Linked DNA regions of Homo sapiens: all the other regions are linked to region 2. The links are chromatin loops, found by intact Hi-C in ENCODE. Cell type or tissue: heart left ventricle. All regions are shown on one strand. Region 1 overlaps UBE2G1 (ubiquitin conjugating enzyme E2 G1). Region 2 overlaps ANKFY1 (ankyrin repeat and FYVE domain containing 1). Region 3 overlaps UBE2G1 (ubiquitin conjugating enzyme E2 G1).

Region 1 (4,000 bases), 100 kb before region 2:
ACCTGCGTTTTTCTGTTACTGAATTCTTTATTTTGATTGATTTCGCAGCATTTAATTCAAAAAGTACCATTTCTTAAGTCCTTAAAGTTTACAATACATGTAAATGTGTATTACCATCTTATTTGGACTTCCTGTTTGGGCTTCTCTCTCTCTCTTTTTTTTTTTTCGACACAGGTGCCTAGGCTGGAGTGCAGCAGCATGCTTACAGCTCACTGCAGCCTCGACCTCCTGGGCTCAAGTGATCTGCCCACCTTAGCCTCCTGAGTGGCTGGCACCACAGGCGCTTGCCGCCATGTCCAGCTAATTTTTGTATTTTTTGTAGAGGTGGTGTCTCCCTGTGTTGTCCAGGCTGGTCTTGAACTCCTGGGTTCAAGCATCTACTTGCCTGGGCCTCCCAAAGTGCTGAGATTACAGGCATGAGCCACCATGCCTGGCTGCATTTCTCATTCTTTTTATCACATTCTTCTTCAGGATTCCGTATTTCTTCACGTCACTGTTACTTACCTACAATGAGTATTGTGGAGAAATCTGAGGCTAACCTGGTTGGTTCCACCCACCCACCTATACTGGACTTGTTTTTTCCCTTCCTGAATATCCTTGATATTATTTAACTTTAAAGTTCAGTGCCTCATTTGACAGATGTTTTATTGTTTATTCTGTACCAGTTTTTTCTGAGTTGTGGGATATGTTTTCAATCTGTATATTTATTATTATAGAAAGCTTTATAGATTTATGACATTTTAATATTCTGATCTCTTCAGGAATGCCAGTTTAACTTATGTAAATCTCCTTTGTTTATTATCTTTACTCTTTAAAAATAACTATTTATCTTTTCATTAGAAGTATGATTTCTGAAAGTTATGACCATGATTTGTTTTTAGTCTGTTTTTCACTTTCCTTTAAGGTCTCCTGTTGCTTTATAATGTTTTCTTTCTGGTCTTCTTTAAAAATATGTTTCTGTAATTTCTTTGAGACTGTTTTTCTGAAGTCTTTCTGGTTTTTTATATGTATTATTTGGTGGTTGAAATGAACTTAAAGTGAATTGGAAATTCAAGAATCTCATGACTGTGCTTGCTTCCTTCAGCAGCAGCATGCTTACGACTCACTGCAGCCTGAGAATCACTTTTTTGCCCCGTATAATGTGGGGAAGGTAAAAGGACAGTTGAGAACCACTGGTGTATTCGAGGGGAAACTGATTAGGGACCAACTGGGATGTGAACTTAAAAATAGGGCTTTACACATGAAGAAGGTGGCATTCTTAGTTGGAAGTGACAGGAATTCAACTAAAATAAATTTAGACAAAAAGGAAAACTGACTTCTAACTAAGTTTATAGAAGGGCAGGAGTAGTACCAGGTGTAAGAAATCAAAGATCTGTTTGGATTTCTTGTTGCTTATTCTTCGTTTTGGCTTCATTCTCCTTGAGACTTGAATTGCGGCTATTGGCAGCTCTCAGGCCTTTATGGCACAGCTTCCCAACTCTGAAAAACCACTCCCTCCTGTGGCCTTGGGGTACCGGGGGCCTTGTTTGGCAGTCCTACTAGAAACATAGTTGGGCGTGAGGTTTGAAGCTGGGTAGTATTTTCCAAAAGAAATAATTCAGGTATGGGCTTGTTCTCAGGATTCTGAAGAATACAGACGTATTCCTTTTATGTCCTGTAGCCTAATTAATGAGCAATTTTAAAGGAAGAAAATGGACAACTAACATTTATTGTACCTTAAGCTGGGTCAGACTTTCGCATATACAATATCTTCTCCGTGTTGCAACGTTACCAAGGGCTTTACCATCCTTTACTGATAAGGAAAATGAGACTCAAAAAATAGAAATGATCTGTTTAAGTTGCCCAGGCTAGTAATACATAATATCATATGCTGTGCCCAAATTTTCCATTGTGAAGTGACATTCAGAAATCCTCAGGAATCATCTTTATCAAATTTATTTCTATAAAATAGGCGAGATCAAAGTAAGCTGTTTGTGTGACACTATAAACTAGTGTTAGGGCATAATTTCGGTATTGTGAGGAGTTCCTGCTGCGACAAATCTTGGCAGAGATGCATGCTTATGCTATTGTGTATAATTTATGCACAAGCAACAACGTACTTAGGACTTAATATTGAAGAACCCTGACGCCTGTGATTGAAGAAGCTGTGATAAGCAGGGTGAAATATTACAGGTAGCAGAATGTCAGTAAGTGTTATTTTAGGAATGTGGTCCAGAATTCTGCCAAGCAAATCCCTTTGGGAAGCATATTGACAAATTCTTTTTAAGGGATCATCTCTGATCTGTTTGGCTTGTCTGTTTCATTTTCCTTATGTTTTTGAAGCACAGTAAAATAAATTGGGTGGAATATTTTTTGTTTTGTTGTTTTTTGAGACAGGGTCTCACTCTGTATTTCCCAGGCTGGAGTGCATTGGTGTGGTTTTGGCTCACTGCACTTTCTACTTCCCAGGCTCAAGCAGTCCTCCCACCTCAGCCTTCCGAGTAACTGGGACTATATAGGCACATGCCACCATGTCCGGCTAATTTTTTTTTTTCTTTTTGAGACGAAGTCTCGCTCTTGTCGCCTAGGCTGTAGTGCAGTGACACGATCTCAGCTCATTGCAACCTCCTTCTCCCAGGTTCAAGCGATTCTCCTGCCTCAGCCTCCTGAATAGCTGGGATTAGAGGCACCCGCTACCACGCCTGGCTAATTTTTGTATTTTTAGTGGAGATGGGGTTTCACCATTCTGGCCAGGCTTGTCTTAAACTCCTGACCTCAGGTTATCTCCCTGCCTCAGCCTTCCAAAGTACTGGGATTACAGGCGTGAGCCACCACACCTGGACAGGGTATCACTATAGTGCCAAGCCTGGTCTCAAATTTCTAGGTTCAAGCGATCCTCCTGCCTCGGCCTCCCAAAGTGTTCGGATTAGAGGCCACCGAGCCTGGCCTTGATTTTTTTTTTTTTTTTTTTTATTCAAGAGACATGGTCTTGCTCCAAGCTGGAGTGCATTGGCACCTTCTTAGGTTACTGCAGCCTCAAACTTCCGGGCCCAAACAGTCCTCCTGACTCAGCGTCCCCAGTAGCTAGGACTGGGTCTCTCTATGTTGCTGTTGCCTAGGCTGGTCTTGAACTCCTGCCCTTAAGCGATCCTCCCACCTTGACCTCCCAAAGCACTGAGATTACAGGTATGAGCCACTGTGCCTGGCCAAAAATGTTTTTGATTAGGAAATCAGCTAGCCGGTAGCCCGTGTCGTGGTACAAATAAAAAATTCTAATTTTAAGCAAATTTTTAAAGTTTACCAGAAATTTGTAAAATTTATTAACTTGATGCATCTTGAAATCTAAAGAGGAAATACACCTTTGTGATTGCTATGCTTGACTTTTTTCAGTATTAATTAATGGAAGGTTGAAGGACGGGAACGTTTTTGCAGTTACTTTTGGTGACTTGGTTTGTGGCATTTTTATGTTTTAAGGTAACAGCAGTTTATTCCTCTGATAATAAGGTCAAAATTATTTTGACAAATTATCTCAATAGTTAGGAGTAATTATGTACTGTTTGGGTAAAGGGGTCTGTCTATCTATGATCTCAGAAGTTCAAAGTGAAGCTGCAGTAAAAATAGTTACTTTACAGACATATACCTTGCAGCCAACTGTGTTGTATAAATAAACTTGACAGGAACTCACATTCCCGGAGCAGGAGACCACAGTCACCCAGACACAAAGGAAAATCGTTACTAGGCTGTAAACCTCAGTTTGTATTTGGCTTTGTAGAAGTTAGACTTAGCCAACAATTGGTCTTGGCAAAGTACACTTAGGCGGTGGCTCACGCTTGTAATCCCAGCACTTTGAGAGGCCGAGGTGGGCGGATCACGAGATCAGGAGATCGAGACCACGGTGAAACCCCGTCTCTACTAAAAACATATATATATAAAAAATTAGCCGGGCGTGGTGGTGGGCGCCTGTAGTCCCAGCTACTCGGAGAGGCTGAGGCAGGAGAATGGCGTGAACCCAGGAGGTGGA
Region 2 (4,000 bases):
TCTTTGAGCCCAGGATTTCGAGACCAGCCTGGGCAACATGGTGAAACCGTCTCTGCAAAAAATACAAAAATTAACCTGGTATGCTAGCATGCACCTGCGGTCCCAGCTACTCGGGAGGCTGAGGTGTAAGGACCACTTGAGCCCAGGGAGTTCGAGGCTTCAGTGAGGCATGATTGTGCCACTGCATTCCAGCCTGGGTGACGTAGTGAGACCCTGTCTCAAAAAGAAAAAAAAAATAATGTTAATTCTTTGTCATATGTTTCAAATATTTTCCCCAATTTATTCGACATATCTTTAGTAGGTTTATTTCCTCACTCACTGCCCACTGCGAAAGTTTAGTCAGATGTTGCCCAGACTGCTGAGTCACCTTTTTTTTGAGACGGAGTCTCCCTCTGTCACCCAGGCTGGAGTGCAGTGGCTCAATCTCTGCTCACTGCAACCTCCGTCTCCCGGGTTCAAGCGATTCTCCTGCCTCAGCCCGAGTAGCTGGGATTACAGGTGCACGCCACCAGGCCCGGCTAATTTTTTTTGTATTTTTAGTAGACATGGGGTTTCAGCATGTTGGTCAGGCTGGTCTCGAACTCCTGACTTCGTGATCTGCCCGCCTCAGCCTCCCAAAGTGCTGGGATTACAGGCGTGAGCCACTGCACCCGGCCGAGTCCCCATTTTTAATGACTGTGTAATATTCCTTTAAGTTGGGTATACTGTCATTTACTTTATTAGCCTCAAATTTTAGGGATCCCTTGAGAAAGTCTAAGCATGTCATTCTATGCTTTTTCAGTTGTTCTCTCTTTCTTTAACCAGATGCTAATCCTGAGGTGACGATGACAATGCTTCGCTGGATCTATACAGATGAGCTGGAGTTCAGAGAGGATGATGTGTTCCTGACTGAACTGATGAAACTAGCAAATCGGTTTCAGCTACAGCTCCTCAGGGAGAGGCAAGTCACAGCAGATATATTCAAGCACCTCAGATGGTGGTGGCTGAGCTTTAATTATGCCGAGCTCTGGGAAAACAGCTTCTTCTGCTAATGTAAATAACTTGGCAAGGTGTTCCTTTAAAGGCGATGCTGGGGACAGATGTTACCTCCCTTGCTTTGTGTTATCTTGTAGCTAAATTTTGCTAAAGCTTTTGCTATTCTCTTTTCTTTCACTGGTCTGTTACCTGAAATTACATAATCGTATAAACTGAAAAATTAAATATGAAATAATATAATCCAATGTCCAAACTTTCAGCTTTCCTTCCCTTTCTGTTTCCCTTGACATTTTACTCTATTTTCTGATATATCAAGTTGAATGAAATCCTTAGTCATAGTCTCTTTGTTGGAAACAATGAGTGCCTAAATGAATATGTGAAAATATTGTCCAAATAAGTGTCATAGCCAGTGTTCCAGAGATCTCACTTCATTTAAGTTACTGCATTTTAGGTTGTCAAGGAGATAGCATGCTGTGTTTTTATATTACATTTTCTCTGTTGCTCTCCCAAGTTGGCATTTTAGAACAACAGAAAACAAAACGTTCACTAAATAATGTCAGACGAGATGTCCGGGAGCGTCTTTCTATTGGAGCTGTGGCTCTTGGTAATCAGCTTGCTGATGGAGTGGCTTTTTACAGCATTTAGTGATCTTTGTATTCCCTTGGGTGCATAAAGTAATGGCTTTTCTCCTGGGTGAGTGAAGGGATGGTTTCAGTCATCAGGAGGCACTCCACCTATTGCTGTGTTTTCCCTAGAGAGACTTTGCTGCCTAGAGCTGCTTGCTGTTTTCGTCATGGGCTGGTGTTTTCCCAGGAGGGCTCACTGTGCCCCACATGAAATCAGTGGACGGCTTACTCCTGTCTGTTATTGATGTGGGTTTGAGTGCATTTTAATATCTAAATCCTATAAATAAAAAACAAAAGCAGGTCCACAGTCTATAGGTGCATACAGCATTAGGCTATTAGCAAAGCTGATTTGATTATTGAGGACATTCAGTTAACTGTTTCTTTCATTTGTTTGTTTGTTTGTTTTGGTGAGGAGTTTTGGTGATAGTGAAATCAGACTGATTTTAATTAGATTGAGTATGATTTATGTCTTTATATGTTTTCCAGACTTCCTGAGCTTTCTCCTGTTGACCTTGTCAGACTTGCTTATGTAAATTAAATTGCTTTTGTAAAAATGTCTTGGGGTTGGAGTAGTTGAGATAATTGTAATCTGTGTAATGGATTCTTTAATTAAACTGTTTGTTGTTTGTTGACCGAGTAGGCTTCATAACTGTCAACATTACCAGATGCTTAATTTTGTATTGTTAGATATGAGTATCGAGTTATTATCTGTCATGGCTTTCTTAAGAGCTGGAGTGGAAGACACCGGGAGTGGAGTCAAGGGTTGGCTTTTAAAGGGTCACAGAGTGCCCCCTGCTGTCCTTGGAAGGAATTACATGCTTGAGATAATGAAAGGGTGCTAGCGACGGGTGCGGTTCAGTGTGAAGCAGCCGTTGCTCTTTTTGTAATGTGGGGATCTCGCCGGTTTTGGAATGCTAGCACTGATTTGATGAAAAGGAAGTTTTTATAGTAAGCATCAGGAAAATCTTTTCTTTTTTTTTCTACCACGGAGGGCACACTGAAGAAAATACTCTTAATTTTTTTTTTTTTTTTTTAGAAGACAGCCTCACTGTGTCACCCTGGCTGGAGTGCAATGGCACAGTCTTGGCTCACTGCAACCTCCGCCTCCCGATTCAAGCGATTCTCCTGCCTCAGCCTCCTGAGTAGCTGGGATTACAGACGACTGCCACCACGCCCAGCTAATTTTTGTATTTTTAGTAGAGACGGGGTTTTGCCATGTTGGCCAGGTTAGTCTCAAACTCCTAGCCTCAGGTGATCCGCCCGCCTCAGCCTCCCAAAGTGCTGGGATTACAGGCGTGACCTACCGTGCCTGGCTAATCTTTTTAAAGAGATAATTAATGTATACTAAAAAAAGACAGTTAATCTTTTTCTCCTTACAAAAGTATAATACATGTTCGGTGTATGATATTTGGAGGATACAGAATGATATAAAGAAAAAAGTCATTTGTAACTAAATCATTGTTTACCTTCTGTCATTTTTCTTTTCAATAATTTTTTTTTCCCACATCCACTCAAGAGTGATATGAAAACTATACAGCAGTTTGTGGGACGTTTAAATATATGCTTGATGTTATACTTTAAAAGTCACCAACATGGTGAAACCCAGTCTCTACTAAAAATACAAAAAAATTAGCCAGGCGTGGTGGCGGGCACCTGTAATCCCAGCTACTCAGGAGGCTGAGGCAGGAGAATCGCTTGAACCTGGGAGGTGGAGGTTGTGGTGAGCCTGGATTGAGCCTTGTTGCTCCAGCCTGGGCAATATGAGTGAAAGTCCATCTCAAAAAAAAAAAAAAAAAAAGTTAGGTTTATCGTTTTTGTATCTCTGTGTCCTTTCTGTACTCTAAAGTTAAAAATAATAATTAAAAAATTCCCTTCGGGTGAAAGTCTGTCTGTCTTGCTATTTTCAAAGAGAATATAGGAACCGAGAATCTTAATTTCTAAATAAGATTACGTGTTCCTTGGTTGCGTAAATCATGTCAGTTACTATTTATAATCTATCCAAATGGCAAATGGCACTCTGGAGATCCTAGAATTGGTGACAGTGAAATGTCTGCCAGCTTTAATAAAAGATCTGCTTTCGTGAAACATATTTGAGTCCCTTGGTGCAATGTCATTTGACAGTGAAAAGGAGGAGAGTGGAATTTTCAGGTTCTCAGCAAATGCTGTAAAGGTGCTTTGTAAAGTGCTCTGCAAATGTGAGTTATTACTTCCTGAGATCATACTGTGTATTAGGCTGCCTGGTGTTAGGATGTTAGGAAGGCAGATTGAATATTAGTTGTAAAAATGGTAAAAGCTTCTGAAAGCTATCTGAAAAGAGGTTTTTTTCTGCTGGAATGCTCTGATTTCATGGCTGAGGTTAGAGTGACTTTGTCAGACATTGCTGTGGTGTGCTACAGGTT
Region 3 (4,000 bases), 88 kb before region 2:
GTATTACACACATCAGTGTTTTAAGAAGGCTAAGGAGAACTTTCAAGATCGTCTCTTTTCATGGTTCTCTACTTGAGTCCCCACCGAATACTGGTTAGAATCTAGGTGTTCTTATCCCAAACTAAACTAATGGTCACTTTCTCCTAGTTTATTGAAAGTTATTGTTATGCTCTATGATAATCTATTAACTGACTATTAATTGTTAAACCAATGGCTTAAGGATAGACAACAATGTAGTGGTGTGAAAGAGCAGTAGAAGAAGAGAAATAGAGTTTAAAAATATTTCATGTCGTACATTTCTAGATGCAAAGACCACAGTCTTCTTTTCTGCTCTGAGTGTTTGCAGACTAACTTAAATTTACTAGTATGTATTGTTTTGTAAGATGCATCTGCTGGCTTGGTGCGTTGGCTCACGCCTGTAATCCCAGCACTTTGGGAGGCTGAGGCGTGTGGATCACCTGTGGTCAGGAGTTCAAGACCAGCCTGGCCAACATGGTGAAACCCTGTCTCTACTAAAAATACAAAAATTAGCTGGGCATGGTGGCGGGCGCCTGTAGTCCCAGCTGCTCAGGAGGCTGAGGCAGGAGAATCGCTTGAATCCGGGAGGTGGAGGTTGCAGTGAGCCAAAATTACGCTACTGCACTCCAGCCTGGTGACAGAGCGAGACTCCGTCTCAAAAAAGAAAACAAAACCGTCTCTGGTCTTTGGTGTACATTTTTAAAAGTGTTGGCTGTTGAATTGAGATGTGAATCACAGCAATATTTCTGGCAGCTCTGCTGGAGTGTGTATATGCTGCTGAGAATACTGGTGGTCACTTCTGGACTGTGCCTTCCTGAGATCACTAGCCTTTGCTCAGGAAAGAGAGAGCATATTCCTAGGGCAGGACCTGAGAAAGGCAAAGGAAGGTACAGGGGAATGAAGAAAGGTTTGTTAGAAGTAAGCCTTTTAGAATGCTACCAAGAACCATGTACTTCATAGAATGCTTAAAAAATATTTGTTGTCGGCCGGGCGTAGTGGCTCACGAGGCCGAGGTGGGCAGGATCACCTGAGGTCGAGAGTTGGAGACCAGCCTGACCAACATGGAGAAACCCTGTCTCTACTAAAAATACAAAAAATTTAGCCAGGTGAGGTGGCATATGCCTGTAATCCCAGCTACTCGGGAGGCTGAGGCAGGAGAATCGCTTGAATCCAGGAGGCAGAGGTTGCAGTGAGCCGGGATCGTGTCACCCACTCCAGCCTGGGCAACAAGAGCAGAACTCTATCTAAAAAAAAAAAAAAAAAAGTTCTTAAAAAACTTCTTAGCAGAAAGTAGTGAGGTTCTTGTAATTATTTCAGTGGAATGGAGAGAGTAGAGGCCATCTTGGAATTGTTTGAAGAGCACTATTGGAAGTGAATATATACACCTTACGTTTAAATAACTGCCTGTGAAGGGAAGTAGAGGCTTGTGCTGGGGGGAGGGGTGTTATAGGATTGAAAATAAATTAGTATAGGCTCAGATGGTACCCAGACCTAAGTGATTAATTCACCACTTTATAATTAGATAATAGAAATACTGTACCAAAATTCTGTAAAAGCTGCTGTGATTATCTCTCTGTGCCATCATTAGCCCTCATGTAGTCACTAGAGGGCGCTCCACTCTCTTTTCAGTCTATGTGATTGATAACCGGTACCGTTCAAGGATTACTTTGAGACTCCTATAGTTGCCACAAGTCTTAATTCAGTCATACTCATATTTATATAGCATTACATTTTTATTTTTATTAATGAGTCTTTCCAGTGCAGTAGTCCCTAAGGCCTTTCTATGAAATGTACATTCTGAAACTGGTGTGGTATACCAACTGTTTTCAGACTGATTATCAAACAGTATGGATAACCACTCATATCCACAGAAATTAAAATTTCAGGTAGAAGTGGCAATAGGTTTGTAGTACGGAAGTTTAGGGTGGATACAGTGGCTCACGTCTATAATCCCTACACTTTGGGAGGCCAAGGGTGGATCGCTTGAGCTCAGACGTTGGAGACCAGCTTCGGCTACATGGCAAAACCCTGTCTCTACAAAAAAAAATACAAAAATAAGTCAAGCATGGTGATGCATGCCTGCAGTCAGGAGGCTGAGCCCAGGAGGTGGAGGCTGCAGTGAGCCAAGATTACGCTACTGCACTCTAGCTTGGGCAACAGAGCTAGACCCTGTCTTAAACAAACAAACAAAACCAGAAAGTCTAAGAAACCTGGATATCACTGTATCATTATAACATTTTATAAATTATTAATGAATGATGACTGTATAACTTTTATCTCTCTTTTCCTTTCATCACCAGTGGCTGGTCTGTTCAAGGAGTATGTCTTATTTATTTATTTTGTTTTTAAGCACTGGCAATGATATGAAAAATCTGGAGAATCTTAAGATTATGTGTTTTGTAGTATTGCCTTGGGTAGATATAGAAAATGAAGAATCAGTTAACCAAAACTCTGAATTACATTCTTTTACAGTTGCAAAATTCTATTCCAGTTATAAATTATTTTCCAGTCCTGTGTGAGACATAGAGGCAGAAGCCATCTCTTCTGTAATGAAGTTCTGGAGGGAATGAACCTAGTGCCTACATTGCTTGGAAATGGAATGATCAGTGGTAATGCCATGCGGTTTATCACGTAGTGTTCAAGAACATGGACTTTGGGGACTGCCTTTGGTTAGCTCTCTAACTCTACCACTCTTCTTAGTTGAGTGACTTTGAACAATTACTTAAATTTGGTCTTAGCAGTTTCATTTCTAGGGTAAAAACCCTATGCTTAGGAAATGTTTCAAATGTTCCATGTTCTATTGCTTATAATAGCAAAAAAAAAATTATTTTTTCCCCTTTTGCAGTTTTATTATTTATTTTTGTAAATGTCAATTATAATTCGAAGGACACTTTGTAGTTACTAATTAGACTATATGAAAAACTGTACAGACTGTTTGTACTATAATTTGTGTCCCTAAGAGATTAGGGGACTCAGTAACAGAAAAATCAACTCAGAAGGGTCACTGCTCAGCAGTCCACATAACCACATAGTAGAGCCCAAGCTACTGGTTGTGAGTAGAAAGAGACTTCATACAAATATCTTCACATGTCTTCTAGCATTATGCCCCTACCAGGAAAGGGAATGTCTGTCACAATTTTTTTTTTTTCTGCTGTAAGATAAAGAAAAGGCTGTATCCCTTAGACACATACTTAATGAAGACAATCTCAAAAGAAGCTCCTGTGTTTTTCTGTTTTCACTGTTCTTTTCTGAAGTTCACCTGGATGTTCCAGAGCAGTTTTCTAAACCTTTCATTGTTGGTTGGCCTTTTGTAGAATTCTTCAGCAACACACAATACAGAAGACACAGGCTAAAATAGTTCTCACAAATACACTTTGAAATAGGTGTATTTGGATATAAATACAACTTGCCATTCCATTATTTTTTTTCTCATGACTAAACTCTAAATTTTTAAAAATGGAGATTTTCAAACCAGTGATGTGCAAAAGCCCATTCTCATGACACAGTCATTTAAACTTATTAAGTATGGGAAAATTTTATTTCTTCCCTTTGTCTTGTGGAATAATTTAGGTTCTCACCCTGGGCATGATTCACAAAATAGAGTAAGACCACAGATAAAAGTCACATAGAATCACAGGCAATGAAGAAAACTTCTAAAAACAAATATCCCCCAGTGTCCAGTATCATCCATCCCAGCAGTGATGGAAATGATGGCCACCCCAAGATTCTGAATGGAGTGCGTGAAGCCATATGCAGTTCCCAGTTGATGTTCAGGAACTACAGATGCCACTGTTGGCCAAAATGCACAGGCAAGCGATGAATAGGAGATTCCCAGAAGACACAGCAACCCAAGGGCTCCACATCATAAAGGCCAGCATCATGTGGGACACAAGAGTGGCTGCAACCACACGCAGAACCCAGATGCTGTTCTTCCCCGTGTCATCCACTGGGAGCCCAAATACTGGGGTGTGGGAGCTGATAA

The links. A loop is a pair of places that touch in the nucleus more often than their neighbours do. Peaks named below come from ENCODE experiments on the same cell type or tissue, not always from the same donor. Only the 100,000 strongest peaks of a DNase experiment are listed, where the experiment ranks them.
Region 1: it touches region 2 in a loop (3-fold over the local background); 70 of 110 quality-filtered maps call a loop at or near these places.
Region 3: it touches region 2 in a loop (6-fold over the local background); 72 of 110 quality-filtered maps call a loop at or near these places.

The regions. Positions count from the first base shown.
Region 1 is chr17:4,315,890-4,319,889 of GRCh38, reverse strand. The region is part of intron 1 of UBE2G1 (ubiquitin conjugating enzyme E2 G1); the gene reads left to right. Among named protein-coding and RNA genes, the nearest start is that of UBE2G1, 49 kb to the left of the region's middle. RefSeq lists an enhancer at 1,933-2,700. In heart left ventricle, no CTCF peak of the experiment used is centred here; no DNase peak of the experiment used is centred here; H3K27ac peaks cover 1,590 bases.
Region 2 is chr17:4,213,923-4,217,922 of GRCh38, reverse strand. It overlaps ANKFY1 (ankyrin repeat and FYVE domain containing 1), which reads left to right. Exons shown (of 25, transcript NM_001330063.2): 4 at 805-940. Among named protein-coding and RNA genes, the nearest start is that of ANKFY1, 48 kb to the left of the region's middle. In heart left ventricle, a CTCF peak has its summit at 2,403 (motif pointing left); no DNase peak of the experiment used is centred here; H3K4me3 peaks cover 349 bases; H3K27ac peaks cover 2,088 bases.
Region 3 is chr17:4,302,236-4,306,235 of GRCh38, reverse strand. The region is part of intron 2 of UBE2G1 (ubiquitin conjugating enzyme E2 G1); the gene reads left to right. It also overlaps the pseudogene MFSD1P1. Among named protein-coding and RNA genes, the nearest start is that of ANKFY1, 40 kb to the right of the region's middle. In heart left ventricle, a CTCF peak has its summit at 1,600 (motif pointing right); no DNase peak of the experiment used is centred here.